2 separate regions of the Homo sapiens genome follow, and region 1 is linked to region 2. Evidence: chromatin loops called from intact Hi-C (ENCODE). Cell type or tissue: gastrocnemius medialis. All regions are shown on one strand. Links, peaks and the distances in the headings refer to the core of each region. The heading gives the core; the rest is flanking DNA.

Region 1 (2,915 bases), core at 236-2,735, 71 kb before region 2:
GTATAATAGCACAGTGACCATAATATCCAGCAGCTGACATTCTTCTGTTACCTGTCTGGCTAGCTCCTCATTGCTGAACAACTGAACACTAATATGCACAATTCTGTTAGACATTGTGTCTGATTCATGACTTTTCTTCAGTGTTTTCATAATGAAAGCATAATGCTGAACAAAAGTTTTTGTAAAAGCAACCTGTAAACATTTTAATAGAAAGGAAAAAACACATTAGTTTTAATTTTTAATTTAAAATCATTTTCAATATATCATGTTAACATTTTACAGCTATTACTAATTTATAATAATGCCCAAGATAACTTAAAAAAAATCTCGATGGTGAGGTAGTCTTTCACTTTTTTGGAACATTTGCAAAATATTTTGATGGTTAAAGAAAAAAAAAAAATTTTTTTCCCCCAAAACGGAGTCTTGCTCTGTCCCCAAGCCTGAGTGCAATGGCATGATCTCAGCTCACTGCAACCTCCGCCTCCCCAGTTCAAGCAATTCTCCTGCCTCAGCCTCCCAAGTAGCTGGGATTACAGGCACACGCCATCACGCCCAACTAATTTTTGTATTTTCAGTAGAGATGGGGTTTGGCCAGACTGATCTCAAACTCCCGACCTCTGGTGATCTGCCCACCTCAGCCTCCCAAAGTGCTGGGACTACAGACGTGAGCTACCACGCCCAGCCGTATTTATTTTTACTCTTATTTCCTTTACATGTACATTTTCTCTGGTTTTTTTTTTTAGCAGATATAAAGACACACAAAACAATGACACTATCAAAGTGTCTCTCCTAACCTACACCATAAAAATAACAGCATGCTTTATTTTCTTTTCATACACCGAGCTTCGTCATTTTGCCATAACCGTAAGATAGTAACAGGTGGGTTCTGACCCCCTGGGACTAGAAACTTCACCTGCCAACATTTGTATATGAGTCAATAACTGTTCTCTCTTTAGCAGTTGTGACCAGCAACTTTTCAACCCATGCTTTTCCCAGCCTGATCTCACAATCTAAATTCAATTGCCCCCATTAAACATTCTTATAGCACCTTGTACTCTTCTTCAGAGGATTTAGAACAATTTGTAACTACATATTTATTTCTGCAAAATAAAAATTGTGGTTTCAATGTTTGTTCCCCAGCATTCCCTCCAGACCAAGTTCCATGCAGAAAAGCAATCCTTTGGAATTCTGCTGAGTAATGCTGCTTTGCCACAAAGCTAAGACACTGTGCCTTTTGTGAAGAACTTGTGTTATCAAGAGAAGAAACTAACACTTGTTTATAGTGTTATATCAACCTTCACCTGAGAAATATATCAAAAAAAGATTTAATAATGAAAGGCAAAGAAAGAAAAGCTAAGTTCAGAAAAGCAGGAAAATATATAGATACCTTATACTCTTGATCTGGAAGCATGTTGAGTAAGAAAGTTACCATCTTTTGAGGGAATTCATATTTTATAGTCCAAAATAATAGTTCTTCTAGGAAGCTTTTATGCTTCAAAACATCCATTATGGATTGATCTGCACATGAAAAATGAAATTTATCAGTTAATGATTGAAGTTGCTCATCTCATTTTATAACTAATAACCCATAAACCATAAAATGGGAAAGTATCTAAAAGTTAAAAATATCCTTACAATAATGCAATAATATTGACAAGCTAGATTTCTATAATGTACACAGTATATAAATAAGAAAAAATTTAATGCATATATTTTAATATAAAGCAGTAAGTGGAAAAATGAATGGGGGGAATGGATGCCCTTTTTAAATAAAGGTATTCAATGGAAGAAAGCATTATCCACAAAGACATCAAGAGGATACAAGAAGTGTCAACTATGATGTACTGGCTCCAGTGACACTGCTTAAGCAGGGGCTAAACTTAGATGAGAGACTGGAAAAAACAGTATCTCACACGCATCAAAATCCTCAGGTCCAGCCCTAACTACATCACTGTTCAAGGTGTCTTCCAGGATAACCTTGTAGAGTTTTTTCAATTAACACTACCCCAGCTTTATACTTCTTCTAATATTGAATAATGTGTTCATACCACATCTCCCCAGGTAATGGGTCTAAATGAGTAACAAGCTCAGTATGTCATCACTTTCTTTACAAAACACTGCATTTACTAAGGCTTGAATCAGTCCTTATTAGATATAACTTTAACGCAGTTTTTTCATTAATAACAAGAAAAACAGCACCAAAATATCGTATTTTCTGAAGATATTATGATTTTAACTACAGAAAGGCAAAAATATCTTCCAACTCCCTAATTCCATTTCAGTGGTGACATAAGTGATATATAGTAGTGGTTAACATACAAAGACAAGTACACTGTAACACTATACATCTTTTTTTTTTTTTTTTTTTTTTTTTTTCTTAAGAGTCAGGGTCTCACTCTGGAGGCCAGAGTGCAGTGGCGTAATCATAGCTCACTGCAGCCTCAAACTCCTCAGCTCAAGTTATCCTCCCACCTTACCCTCCCGAATAGCTAGGACTATAGGTGTGCAAGACCACACCCTGCTAATTTATTTTTTATTTTTTGAAGAGACATGGTCTTGCTGTGTTGTCCAGGCTACATTTCTTTATTATTAGCAATTAAGTAATTATTTTCAAAACTCAGAATTTTCTACTTATAAAACAGAAATCTATTCTTCCTGAAACAGATCATTTCCAGGGCATGACAATGATTTAAAAACAAAAACCAAGATTGCAAGAAATGAGGTAAAATACAGTCAAAAGAATTCACTGACAGATTCAAAGATAAAAAGTAATAAAAACAGGGCCCAAGAGAATCAGGTAGCAGGAATTTAAGATTTGTAACTAAAAATTATAATATAGGCTCGGCACAGTGGCTCACACCTTAATCCTAGCACTTTGGGAGGCTGAGGTGGGCACATGGCTTGAGCTCAGGAAT
Region 2 (2,915 bases), core at 116-2,615:
GCTCAAGCGATTTTCCCACCCCAGCCACCCGAGCAGCTGGGACCACAGGCTCGCGTCATCAGACCCAGCTAATTTTTGTATTTTTAGTAGAGACAGGGTCTCCTTATGTTGCCCAGGCTGGTCTCAAACTCCCGTCTCAAGCAATCCGCCCATCTCGGCCTCCCAAAATGTTGGGATCACAGGGGTGAGCCACCGCTTCCGGGGCCACGTTTAATTGTTCACATTTACTCTTTCTTCTTCCTAAATTTCCATTCGCTCCACAATCTGCTACAACTTAATTTCTGCTCCTACTTTATGAAGCCCGACCTCTTTCCAGTATTTGACACCACTACCTATTCTTTTATTTTCATTTCCACTGTCTTTTTTTTTTTGAGACGGAGTCTCGCTCTGTCTCCCAGGCTGGAGTGCAGTAGCTTGATCTCGGCTCACTACAAGCTCCGCCTTCCGGGTTCACGCCATTCTCCTGCCTCAGCCTCCCGAGTAACTGGGACTACAGGCGCCCGCCACCAAGCCCGGCTAATTTTTTTGTAATTTTAGTAGGGACAGGGTTTCACCGTGTTAGCCAGGATGGTCTCAATCTCCTGACCTCGTGATCCACCCACCTCGGCCTCCCAAAGTGCTGGGATTACAGGCGTGAGCCGCCGCGCCCTGCCTCTCCACTATCTCTTCTTTGGGTTTCTTTGACATCACCACTCCTGTGAGAATTGCAAGTGACACAAATGACCTAAAAATTGGGAAACAAAGTTACAATAAAATAAGGCATGAGAATGGAGAAGGAGGTAAAGGTGAATGGAGATCGCTACTTTTTGAGCCGAGACTTGGGAAACAAGAAGAGTCACTCTGGGCCATACAACAAAGTGACTGTGACTTTCTCTCCCGCATCCCTTTCACTCTGTCTTTCCCCATCCTTTGAGGGCCCGCAGGTACTCATGGCAAACTAGAGGGTAATGAGCACGCGACAGGCGGCGAGGACTGGCGGTGGGTCAGCAAGTAGCGCAGGCTTTGCAGGCGGAGGGGATGGGGCAATGAGGCCCCCAGGTGGCCAGCGGAACCCCGGCTCAAGATAAACGCTGCAGCTCGGCGCCGGGCCGCTGGGCGGCGAACGCGTGCGCGCGTGCGGCCTGGCGCTTCCGGCACCGGCCGAGGTGCGGGTCGCCTCCAGAGGTGCGTGGTCGTGGCGCGAGGGATCCTGAGGCTGCTCCAGCAGTGCGCCGCCGCCGTCTCCTGGGGCGGCTTGGGTTAGCCGGGAGGTGGGTCAGAGGCTCGCCCCGTGCCCTGCGTCCGGGCGTCTCCTTAGGGCGCGTCTTCGGGTCCGGCCAGCGGTGCTGAAAAAGGGAGAAGGTTGGGGGTAGGGAGGAAACAAGATCCCAGTTCAATAGATTTCTCCGCAGATCCTGTGCCTTCAAACCCTACGAGTCCATACTTTAAAACAAAATGAAGAAAGTAAGGCTTAAGGAACTAGAGAGTCGCCTGCAACAAGTGGATGGATTTGAAAAGCCCAAGCTACTTCTGGAACAGTATCCTACCAGGCCGCACATTGCAGGTAGGGCGGCTGGTTCACCACGCCCCGGCTTTCGGCGTTAGTCCAGTCTACTCTGTGATAAAAATAGAACAGTTATTTGGATACAGAGAATGTCTAGAGAAATTCTGCCCTAAGATCACCTGTCGCGTTAGAGAGGCCTTCCTTGACACTGCAGCTCAAGGCACACCCTCCACAGACATACACACTATCATTTTACTGTCTAGTTTTCTGCATATCCCTTAACACTGCCAGACATCTTTTTAATGTGTTTTTTTCTCTTCTCACATTACAATCTCTGAGGACAAGGAATTTGTTAGACTTGTTCATACTTGAATTCCCAGTGCCCAGAAGAGTCGCTGGTACTATTTAGGAGCTCAGTAAACATTTACTAAATAAGGATCAGTTTCCCATTGCTACTAATTGCCTACGCAAGGATTCTTGTGCTATATACTCTGCCCTAGAAATGAATACCAGAGTTGATAGTGGAATGATAGTTTAACAAAATCAGAGTATGTGCTGTGTAAAGATGAGCATGCATATTTTAACAGATTTTCTGAGCATTAGCATTGTTGCTTCATGCCAGATATTGATACTGGGAGTACAAGAGAGAATACAGGACAACATATATTTATGTTACCGAAGTCATTGGGAAACCTTAGGGGAAAAAAATTTTATTATTATTATTTTTTGAGATAAGGGTCTCACTCTGTCACCCAGGCTGGAGTGCAGTGGCATGATCACGGCAACTGCAGCCTTGACCTCCAGGACTCAAGTGATCCTCCTACCTAAGCCTCCCGAGTAGCTGGGACTACAGGCATGCACCGTCATGCCTGGCTAATATTTTTTATTTTTTGTAGAGACAGCGTCTTGCTATGTTGCCCAAGATGGTCTCAGACTCCTGGGCTGAAGCGATCTTCCCACTGGGGCCTCAAGAAGTGCTGAGATTACAGGCATGAGCCACTGAGGCTGGCTCCTTAGGAAAATTAATTTTCTGAGAGTACCTGCAAGGAGTTTTTTCCAGTTCCAAAATAGTTGTTTCTAAGTTGTCAATGAAAGTCAAGGAGAATACATGTGTATTTACACTTAACTCCAAGATACTGTCATGATTCCAACCAAAAATTCACACAAAACTACTGTGTCTAGGTTAAGACCAGTTTTCTCAAATAATGACTTACTAGTCTTCTGACTGTAGGTTTTTTTAGTGGAATCCAGTTTAAAAAATAATAACAATCTGGCCAAGTACAGTGACTCACCCCTATAATCCCAGCACTTTGGGAGGCCAAGGCAAGAGGATGACGAGCCCAGGAGTTCAAGATCAGCCTGGGCAATACAGTGAGACCCCAGCTCTTAAAAAAAAAAAATTAGCCTAGTGTGGTAGTATGTGCCTATAGTC

What was found. Hi-C counts contacts between places; a loop is a spot of excess contacts. Peaks named below come from ENCODE experiments on the same cell type or tissue, not always from the same donor. Only the 100,000 strongest peaks of a DNase experiment are listed, where the experiment ranks them.
Region 1: it touches region 2 in a loop (5-fold over the local background); 4 of 110 quality-filtered maps call a loop at or near these places.

The regions. Positions count from the first base shown.
Region 1 is chr2:169,893,784-169,896,698 of GRCh38, reverse strand. It overlaps UBR3 (ubiquitin protein ligase E3 component n-recognin 3), which reads right to left. Exons shown (of 39, transcript NM_172070.4): 7 at 1,388-1,518; 8 at 1-192. Among named protein-coding and RNA genes, the nearest start is that of UBR3, 68 kb to the right of the region's middle. In gastrocnemius medialis, for the core only: no CTCF peak of the experiment used is centred there; no DNase peak of the experiment used is centred there; H3K27ac peaks cover 1,542 bases.
Region 2 is chr2:169,823,117-169,826,031 of GRCh38, reverse strand. It overlaps METTL5 (methyltransferase 5, N6-adenosine), which reads left to right and starts at 1,127. Exons shown (of 7, transcript NM_014168.4): 1 at 1,127-1,543. The coding sequence starts at 1,435. RefSeq lists a silencer at 378-581. In gastrocnemius medialis, for the core only: a CTCF peak has its summit at 1,062 (motif pointing left); DNase peaks (open chromatin) are centred at 1,081 and 1,611; H3K4me3 peaks cover 1,978 bases; H3K27ac peaks cover 2,033 bases.